Regions from separate parts of the Homo sapiens genome. Here region 1 is linked to region 2. A link is an interaction called in ENCODE POLR2A ChIA-PET data of the cell type or tissue named here. Cell type or tissue: Caco-2. All regions are shown on one strand. Links, peaks and the distances in the headings refer to the core of each region. The heading gives the core; the rest is flanking DNA.

Region 1 (5,377 bases), core at 192-5,191, 95 kb after region 2:
ATCGCCCAGGCTGGAGTGCAGTGGTGTAATCTCGGCTCACTGCAAACTCTGCCTCCCGGTTTCAGGCAATTCTTCTGCCTCACCTTCCCAAGTAGCTGGGATTACAGGCACATGCCACCACTCCCAGCTAATTTTTTATATTTTTGGTAAAGACAGAGTTTCACCAGTTGGCCAGGCTGGTCTCAGACTCCTGACCTCAAGTGATCCACCTGCCTTGGCCTTCCAAAGTACTGAGATTACAGGCATGAGCCACCGCACCCAGCCACAGAGCAAGACACTTTCTCAAAAAACAATTGCTTTATTTTTCTCAGCCCACTAAGAACTAACATTGAAGTAACAATCTCAATGAAAGATTCTTAAATCCTTTATTGCCAGTCTCAGTTTATAGTCTACTCTAGATTCATTTGTGAAGAATGAAATTATTTGTATCCACTTTAATTTGGCATCTTGCATGGCACGGGTTTGGAGATTCTGTGCTTTAGCAGCCAAAATGTCACAGGCCTTGCTATTAATAGTTCCTGGTGGCATGGGATAGAGGAAAAAGACAGGTGGACTTAGAAACATTAGCTTGGCCGGGCACTGTGGCTCACGTCTGTAATCCCAGCACTTTGGGAGGCCGAGGCAGGCGGACCACTTGAGGCCAGTTGTTCAAGACCAGCCTGGGTAACATGGCAGAACCCTATCTCTACAAAAAATACAAAAAATTAGCCAGGCATGATGGCATGTGCCTGTAATACCAGCTACGCAGGAGGCTGAGGCATCAGGATCACTTGATCCCAGGAAGCAGAGGTTGCAATGAGCCAAGATCGTGCCACTGCACTCCAGCCTGGGTGACATAGTAAGACTCTGTCTTAAAAATAAATAAATAAAAAATAAACAAGTGGCCAGGCGCGGTGGCTCACACCTGTAATCCCAGCACTTTGGAAGGCCGGGGCAGGTGGATCACCAGGTCAGGAGGTGGAGACCATCCTGGCCAACATGGTGAAACCCCGTCTCTACTAAAAATACAAAAATTAGCCGGGCGTGGTGGCAGGAACCTGTAGTGCCAGCTACTCAGGAGGCTGAGACAGGAGAATCGCTTGAACCTGGGAGGCGGAGGTTGCAGTGAGCCAAGATCACACCACTGCACTCCAGTCTGGGCAACAGAACCAGACTCCGTCTCAAAAATAAATAAAGAAGTGATTTTTAAATGGATAGGATGGAAGTGAGGAAACACCCATCCTCCTGTCTAGTCTAGAGAGTAAAACATTTAAGAAAGTGGACAAATGTTTAACTCTAGGGACATTAAAGAATGCTAATGTCTCTCCTTAGGCATAATTAGAAGCCAGTGCTTGCATTGTAGTTAAGTCCTGTTGAATACTAGATAACAATGGACATTTCTTTTACAGGACTACCTGTCAGGAGATCTGAGGTTACCCTTCGATTTTTTTTTTTTTTTTTTTGAGACGGAGTCCCACTTTGTTGCCCAGCCTGGAGTGCAATGGCGCGATCCCGGCTCACTGCAACCTCTGCCTCCCGGGTTCAAGCGATTCTTCTGCCTCAGCCTCCCGAGTAACTGGGAGTATAAGTATGTGCCACCACGCCTGGCTAATTTTTGTATTTTTAGTAGAGACAGGGTTTCACCAGGTTGGCCAGGCTGGTCTCGAACTCCTGACCTCGCGATCTGCCTGCCTCGGCCTCCCAAAGCGCTGGGATTACAGATGTGAGCCACTGCATCCGGCCGTTTTTTTTGTTTTGTTTTGTTTTGTTTTCCCGAGACAAGGTCTCACTCTGTCACCCAGGCCGGAGTGCAGTGGTGTGATCTCAGCTCACCGCAGCATTGACTTGCCCAGGCCAGGTGATTCTCTCACCTCAGCCTCCCAAATAGCTGGGACTACAGGTGTGCACCACCATGCCCAGCTAATTTTTGTATTTTTAGTAGAGACAGGGTTTCACTGTGTTGCCCAGGGTGGTCTCGAATCCTGAGCTCATACAATTCGCCCACCTCAGCCTCCCAAGGTGCTGGGATTACAGGCATGAGCCACTGCTTCTCGCCTACCCTTGGATTTTATGTTGCAAAATATTACCTACATTAGCCACACACGGTGGCGCTTGCCTGTAATCTCAGCTACTCCGTGGCTGAGACACGAGAACCACTTGAGCCCGGGAGGCAGAGTTTGCAGTGAGCTGAGATCGCACCACTGCACTCCAGCCTGGGTGACAGAGCGAGACTCTTTAAAAAAATATAAAAAATTACCTACAGTTTCTTATCAGAATTACTGAATCATAATGCTACAAAAGTCCCTAGAGTCATCTGTGAGTGTTTCTCAGCTGGATGACGCAAGAATCAACTAAGGGTTTTCAAAAATATGTTACCTGGGCCTCCCTACAGGCCAATTATATCAGAGTCTCCAGGTGGGGCCTGGGCGGCTGCAGCTAGTTAAATCTCTCCAGGTGATTCTGATGTTCCATGAGAGGAGAACCCCTGACACCCAACCTCCAGTTTAAAGAAGAGGAACTAACCCAGGGCCCAGATAATGACTGTCCAGGAGCATGCACTAGTGGCTCCCAGGGGTGGGGCCCAAGTCCCCTGCCCCCAGGTCAGCATGCTTTGACTAAGACCACAGAGTCTCACCCAGATTCCAGATAGGAGAGAATGGTGACTTGGTTCCATTTCAGAGTGCTTTTTGCTTTGGTTTACTCCCAGCAGCAAATGGGCAGGGCTGGGGATGGAAGCCAAACACATAGGGTGTGTCTCCCGATACCTCTCTTAAATCTCAGGGAGACACAGTCAGGACTGCAATATCTTATCAGTGCCTGGATGGGGAGGGGACTGCCAGGTAGGGGAGGAGAGATGTGGACTCACTGCCGCCCATATCTCCAGTCTCCTCAGCACCTAGAAACAACTTACACTGCCTTATAAGGCTGAAATGCTGCTGCCAGAGAGCTGTGGGGCCCAGGCCTTGAATTCTTGGTGCACCAGTGCTTGACAGGCTCCCCTTATTTCCCACTGGCACCGCTGGGCCTAGGGGTTTTCCTATTGTTTTTCTAAAGGCATTCCAAGGCCAGGACAATGTTAATTTAAGTTCCTCCAGGCTGAATTTTTTTTTTTTTTAATTACAGAGGGGTGTCACTATGTTGCCCAGGCTAGAATGCTGTGCACTACAACAGGCTCAATTCTCTCTCTCTCTCTTTTTTTTTTTTTTGTCGGAGATGAGATCAGCTAATAACAGACTCAATTCCTGACCTTCCTAGTTTTCTGAGACTGCATCCACTTTGATAGTTTCTACTGAGTCCAAATTAGAACATCCCAGCTGGTGGGCTGTCTCCCAGGAAGCCCTCGGAGAGGAGCGGTGCATAGGGGGCACCTGGACACAGCCCACCTCCCCCGAGTAGCGTCAGGTAGGCTTGTCTATCTACATCCTTTCGCCCTTTCTCAGGAAACTATCAGATGATGTGCTCCCCCAGATGAAGAAGTAGTGCCAGGAAAAAGGAGACACGGGATACAGGGATCCTGAAGCCGGCGGAGGACAAGGGAGCTCCTGGGAGGACAGCTGTGCTCCGGCCTAGCAATAGCGAGCAGCTGGTCCAGACTGCCGCCGTGACTCAGAAGATAGACATGCGGAGGGTTATGATCACAGAGCAACGATGGTCCTTGTACATGAAGATAAAAATGCTCAGGTGTGCCCAGGTTGAAGAAGATGAAAGGCCCTGCCTCCCAGAGCGCCCGGGGACACTGGTGATCTCTTCCAGGTCTGTTTCCACCCACTGCAGCTGTGGTGAGTCTAGAGGCAGAAAATTCATAGCAGCCCATGCCCTTTGACCATGTTTCTGCTGGTCAGCCTGCACCTCACTCACACTACGCCCTGTGACACAACCCCAGACAGACTCTGGAGAACTCAAGGGGACGTGGAAGCCAGGCTCTGCCCGGAAGCTCCACTCAGGTCATCTTCAGGGAGCCGTGGGAGCATCATTGCCCTCCCCTTTCAAAGCTAGGTCTGTGCTTACTGCTCAGTTTTTTTCCAAACTAAACAATGTTTTTGAGAGATTCACAGAGAGATAAAAGCAATTAGGAATAAATGCCAGGGGGTGGTTAACACAAAGGTGGGGATATTGGTTACCTCTGGAGAGGAAAGGGGATGGAATGGCAGAGTGCTCAAGGGTCTCTGGAGGTGCTCCTGTCTCCAGTGTAGTCACGTGAGGTTCACTTTATTCTTTAATCTGTACATACACTTTTTTTTTTTTTCTGAGATGGAGTCCCACTCTGTCGCCCAGGCTGGAGTGCAATGGTGTGATCTCCGCTCACTGCAACCTCCACCTCCCAGATTCAAGCGATTCTCCTGCCTCAGCCTCCTGAGTAGCTGGGACTACAGATGTGTGCCACCACGCCTGGCTAATTTTTGTATTTTTAGTAGAGACAGGGTTTCACCATGTTGGCCAGGCTGGTCTCAAACTCCTGACCTCAAGTGATCCGCCTGCCTCGGCCTCCCAAAGTGCTGGGATTACAGGCGTGAGCCACTGTGCCTGGCCTGTACATACACATTCTCTATAAAATATTTTGAAATAAGCACTTTTAATTAATTAAGGATTGTTCTGGAAAAGAAAAAAACTTTCTACTGAAATAATTGGCTGAGATAGAAGTAATTATGTCTTAAATGATCTAGATAATTTTATGACTGGCTGAAGCCTCAGCATCAGAAGCAAGGGCTGAACATTTTGGCTTCCTGCCAACCTTGACTCACTGAGCAAATGAATTTACCTTCAACAATATGTACAGTCCAGATGTGCATTTGTGCCTGTCTCATTCTCAATATGAAATATGTTTTGAGAATTGTTTGGGGTAAAAACAACAAATGATCTCTTTTGTCCACATACTTTTCACCGTTCCTTCCTCGGCAGCCAAGTCGACTCAGCTGGCTCTTTGGGACCTGGCACATTAAAACTAAAATGTGCTCCAGTGGACTTCACTGTGTTTTTTTCTTTCTTTAACCAGCACAGGAGCTGCAGAAGGGCATTTTGAAGTCTGGAGGTAATGCCAGTTGGCCTGGGCAGGGAACAATGTGTGATTAAGCAGTGAAGGGGATAAGGGACAAATTCCGGGAGCCCTGCTTATCTCTGCTGGAATTACTGTACTGCAGGTCTCAAATCCTGAAGGATCCTGTATTTGTTTTCACCTGGAACCTGGACCACATTCAGGTGGCAGATTAAAATTAAGCCAAGTTCATTCCAGGCCATCCTAATGATTTTTTAATTAGCATCAGTGCACAGTGTAGTAATTTGCAGTTCATAGTCCACTTGTAAGTTGAAATTAGAAACTGCAAGGACAGTAATATAAGTGGGAGGAGAGATTTCATTAATCCCGTCAACAAATATTTATTGACTGCAGCTGTGCTAGTGG
Region 2 (5,377 bases), core at 95-5,094:
GTAAGGAATAGAATAAAAGGCCAGGGGTTATGGCTCACGTCTGTAATCCCAGCACTTTGGGAGGCTGAGGCAGGAAGATCACTTGAAGCCAGGAGTTTAAGACCAGCCTAGGCAACCTAGCAAGACTCTGTCTCTACAAAAAACAAATAAAAATTAGCTGGATCTGGTGGCATACACCCATAGTCCTAGCTACTCAGGAGGCTGAGGCTGGAGGATCGCTTGAGCCCAGGAGTTTGAGGCTGCGGTGAGCTATGATTGTGCCATTCCACTTCAGCCTGGGCGACAGACCTTATTGCAAAAGAGAGAGAGAGAGAGGAGAAGGAAAGAAAGAGGGAAAGAAAAAAAAGGGTTAGGGCTAAAGGGAGGGAGAAAGGAAGGACAGGGAATAGAATAAGAGACTTCGGAAGTCTTCATCAATAAATAATTGAACACTTTCTGTGTTCAGTGTTGGTGATGGATTAACCATCCTTCCAGTATTTATGTTTATAAGTCAGTTATACAAGGAAAAAGAAGGGAAGAGAATAGCTAGAAATAAGGGCAGACAAGAATAGAGTAATTAATAGTAAAAATGGAAAAAGGGATATACTTTTTGTCAAGGAGATGGCATTAGTAATGAAAAGGCTTGATTAAAGGAGAATATGGAGATAATATAGTCGGCCCTCACTATCCATGGGGGATTGGCCCCAGAGCCCCACATGAATACCTGCAAATGCTCAAGTCCCTTACATAAAATGGCATCATGTTTGCATATAACGTTATATACATCCTCTTGTATACTTTAAATTATCTCTGGATTACTTGTAATAATACAATGTAAATGAGATGTAAATAGTTTTTACACTATATTTCTTTCTTTTTTTTTTTTTTTTTTTGCGAGGGAGTCTCACTCTGTCGCCCAGGCTGAAGTGCAGTGGTGTGATCACCGAGGCTGGAGTGCAGTGGTGCGATCTCGGCTCACTGCAGCCTCCACCTCCCCAGCTCAAGTGATTCTCCTGCCTCAGCTTCCTGAGGAGCTGGAATTACAGGCAGGGTCTCGCTCTGTCACCCAGGCTGGAGTTCAGTGGTGTCATCTCGGCTCACTGCAACCTCTGCCTCCCAAGTTCAAGTGATTCTCGTGCCTCAGCCTCCTGAGTAGCTGAGATTAAGGTGTGCGCCACCACACCTAGCTACTTTTTGGCATTTTTAGTAGAGATGTGGTTTCACCATGTTGGCCAGGCTGGTCTTGAACTCCTGGCCTTGAGTGATCCACCCACCTTGGCCTCCCAAAGTGCTGGAATAACAGACATGAGACAACATGCCCAGCATACACTTTATTTCTTAAAATTTGTATTATTTTTATTGGTGTACTGTGTTTTTTAATTGCTTTTTATTTCCCAAATATTTTCCATTGAGGTTCATTGAATCCCTGGATGCAGAACCCTTGGATATAGAGGGCCAACTGTTTGTCAAATTATTTATAATTTGCTTTTTATTTTTTCCCTTGGTATATAAGTTTTGAATATATTATCAAAATATTTGATCCAGTTTTCACGGGGACAGGGTCTCGCTCTGTCACCCAGGCTGGAGTACAGTGGCATGGTCCTAGCTCACTGCAACCTCAAACTCTTGGGCTCAAGTTGTCCTCCTACCTTAGCCTCCCAAGTAGCTAGGATAACAGGCATGTGCCACCATGCCTGGGTAAATTTTAAATTTTTTGTAGACACAGGGTCTCGCTGTGTTGCCCAGGATGGTCTCGAACTCTAGGCCTCAAGCAGTTCTCCCAGTTTGGCCTCCGAAAGCATTAGGATTACAGGGCGTGAGCTACCACGCCCAGTCCCAATTTTGCTTTGATGGAATAACAGTGACTCTCATTGGCAACCAGCTCATTTTCATACTTCTTTAGTGTATTTTTTTTCGAAGCAACCATACTTACTTTATTTTATTTAACCACCAATTATGAATTGGTTTCCATTGGAATGGAGTGAAGTCTTTTTTTTTTTTTTTTTTTGTTGAGACAGAGTCCCGCTCTGTCACCCAGGCTGGAGTGCAGTGGCGTGATCTCGGCTCACTGCAAGCTCCGCCTCCCGGGTTCTCGCCATTCTCCTGCCTCAGCCTCCCGAGTAGCTGGGACTACAGGCGTCCGCCATCACGCCTGGCTAATTTTTTGTATTTTTAGTAGAGACAGGGTTTCACCGTGTTAGCCAGGATGGTTTTGATCTCCTGACCTCGTGATCCGCCCGCCTCGGCTTCCCAAAGTGCTGGGATTACAGGCGTGAGCCACTGCGCCCGGCCGAGTGAAGTCTTTTTGAATAGTAAATGCTTGTTTGTGAGTCATCTTATTGTGAACACCCATATATTCTTTTCTTTTTTTTTTTTTTTTTGAGATGGAGTCTCACTCTGTCACCCAGGCTGGAGTGCAGTGGTGTGATCTCGGCTCACTGCAACTTCCGCCTGCTGGGTTCAAGTGATTCTCCTGCCTCAGCCTCCCAAGTAGCTGGGATTACAGGTGCCTACCACTGCGCCCGGCTAATTTTTGTATTTTTACTAGAGACGGTGTTACACCATGTTGGCTAGGCTGGTCTTGAACTCCTGACCTCAAGTGATCTGCCCACCTCGGCCTCCCAAAGTGCTGGGATTACAGGCATAAGCCACTGTGCCCAGCCTAACACCTATATATTCTGATTATAAATGTTCTGAGAGAAGTTGTTAAAAAACAAAATATAGAAAACTTATTACTATAGGCAATACAACTTTTATGAGTACCTGTTGAGTAATTTATGCTACAATTTTGTTTTATCTTTCTGCCAGTCAGCAAATCACATGAACAGTTCCCTGCTGTCTTTATATCGGAAAGGAAATCCTGATTCTGTTTCAAATACTCCTGAGATGGAGCAAAGAGAAACCACCTCTTCAACACCACGGATAAGTTCCAAAACAGGCTCCATTCCCTTGAAGACCCCTGCCAAAGATTCTGAAGGAGGATGGTTTATTGACAAAACCCCAAGTGTAAAGAAAGACAGTTTTTTCTTGGACCTGTCATGTGAGAAAAGTAATCCTAAGAAGCCAATAACTGAGATACAGGTATTTTTGTAATGAAATTTTAGCCCCATATCATCGAAGTACATTTCAACCTTTTAGTTGAATATAATATCAATCAGATACTTGTGTTTTGTGGAAGGCATAGGAACTTTAAAATATATGGAGAATTTGATCACATTGCACTGCTTTCCATTCTTTCTATCCTAGTCTAAGCCTTTTCTCATTCTTGACTTAATTATTGAAACAGCCTTCTAGCTGGAGTCTGTGTCCTTTCTTGTTCCCCTAGTTTATTCTTTACACAGAGAGATAGCTTTTTTTTTTTTTTTTTTTTTTTGAGACTGGGTCTGGCTCTGTCGCTGAGGCTGGAGTGCAGTGGTGTGATCTTGGCTCATTGCAACCTCTGCCTTCCAGGCTCAAGCCATCCCCCACCTCAGCCTCCCATGTAACTAAGACTACAGGCATGTGCCACCACACCTAGCTAACTTATATCTTTTCTAGAGATGGTGTTTTGCAGGGTTGCCCAAGCTGGTCTTGAACTCTTGGGGTCAAGCAATCCACCCGCCTCGGACTCCCAAAGTTCTGGGATTGTAGGCGTGAGCCACCACATATTATCATTCTTCTATTTAAAACCCTCCAGTGGCTTCATTCAGTTTCAAATCCAAAGGCCTGTGACAGCCACTAACGTCCTTTATGATTTCGCTGCCTGACTTTCTTTTCAGTTTCATCTCCTACCACCCTGTTAGGTATGTGAATCTATTTCCTCAGCTGTAAATTTTACAAACTCTAAGTACAAATCAGGTGTTTCCCATGAAAATTTAGGGTCCAAATTGAGATGTGCTATTAACTTAAAGTGTACATTAGACTTTGAAGACTCACTAAAAAAATAGAATGTAAAACATCTCATTAATAATATTTTATATTGACTGTTGAAATGATAATATTTTGGATATACTGGGTTAAGTAAAATAGATTATTAAATGAATTTCATATGTGGCTCACATATTCCTCATGGACAATGATGCTTCAACTGATTTCTAAGAACCAAGCCCTTTGATTTGGCAGAACCTTTCCCCTTTTTATTTATTAATAGGCCTTTCCAAATCTCTTTGCTTTAATTATCCATATCATCCATCTATAGGGAACATTGTTATGGTTGGCAAGAACTCGAGTCTTAATGCTGAAATACTTTTTTTGGTTTGAGACAGGGTCTGCCTTGTCACCCAGACTGACATGGTGGAGTGGCATGATCACGGCTCACTATAACCTCCACCCCCTGGGCATAAGCCATCCCCCCACCTCAGTCTTCCAAGTAGCTGGGGACTACAGGTGCCCACCACCACACCTGGCTAAGTTTTGTATTTTTTGTAGAGATGGCGTTTGGCCATGTTGCTCAGACTGGTCTTGAACTCCTGAGCTCAAGTGATCCACCCACCTCAGCCTGAATCATACTTAAAAACAATTTTTTTTGGCCGGGTGCAGTGGCTCACACCTGTATTCCCAGCACTTTGGGAGACCAAGGCGGGCAGATCATGAGGTCAGGAGATTGAGACCATCCTGGCTAACACAGTGAAACCCTGTCTCTACTAAAAATACAAAAAGTTAGCCAGGCGTCATGGCGGGCGCCTGTAGTCCCAGCTACTTAGGAGGCTGAGGCAGGAGAATGACGTGAACCCGGCAGGCGGAGCTTGCAGTGCGCTGAGATCGTGCCACTGCACTCCATCCTGGGTGACAGAGCGAGACTCCGTCTCAAAAAAAAAAAATTTTTTTTTAAGAGTTGGAATATTGCTACATCACCCAGGCTAGAGTGCAGTCACTTTTCACAGGCTTGATCACAGAACACTATAGCCTTGAAACCCTGAGCTCAAGTGGTCCTTCTGCCTCTCAAGTAGCTGGGGCTACAGGTGTGTCCCAGTGTGCTTGGCTGAATTACACTTTGTTATGACTGTCAAAGCAGCTCTGTAGTTATATTTAATTTAGTGAATCATCAGCTGTCAGATGAAGACAACTATATAGAAGACTCAGTGAGAAATAAAAGGCAAATATCAGTGTCCTTAATCAAGGAGCTCACAATTCAGTGAGAAAGACAGAGATAAGTGAATCACTCATACAAGGCAGATTATTCCAACTGATAATAGCTGCAAATGCAGTGTCTTGGGAATGTGAGGACAAGATTAAATCTAACTGAAAGAGGGCCGTGCAGGGCGGCTCACGCCTGTAATCCCAGCACTTTGGGAGGCTGAGGTGGGCAGATCACCTGAGGTCAGGAGTTCGATACCAGCCTGGCCAACATGGCAAAACCCCATCTCTACTGATAATATAAAAATTAGCTGGGCATGGTGGTGGGCTACTTGGGAGGCTG

What was found. Peaks named below come from ENCODE experiments on the same cell type or tissue, not always from the same donor. Only the 100,000 strongest peaks of a DNase experiment are listed, where the experiment ranks them.
Region 1: POLR2A ChIA-PET joins it to region 2 with 5 read pairs; 5 of 35 experiments call an interaction of 5 or more read pairs at or near these places.

Annotation. Positions count from the first base shown.
Region 1 is chr1:224,211,136-224,216,512 of GRCh38, reverse strand. LOC101927143 (a long non-coding RNA gene) reads left to right here and starts at 3,234. Exons shown (of 2, transcript NR_110669.1): 1 at 3,234-3,758. RefSeq lists an enhancer at 1,322-2,015. In Caco-2, for the core only: no CTCF peak of the experiment used is centred there; DNase peaks (open chromatin) are centred at 2,822 and 3,732.
Region 2 is chr1:224,305,674-224,311,050 of GRCh38, reverse strand. NVL (nuclear VCP like) reads left to right here. Exons shown (of 23, transcript NM_002533.4): 6 at 2,788-3,060. Among named protein-coding and RNA genes, the nearest start is that of NVL, 22 kb to the left of the region's middle. In Caco-2, for the core only: no CTCF peak of the experiment used is centred there; no DNase peak of the experiment used is centred there.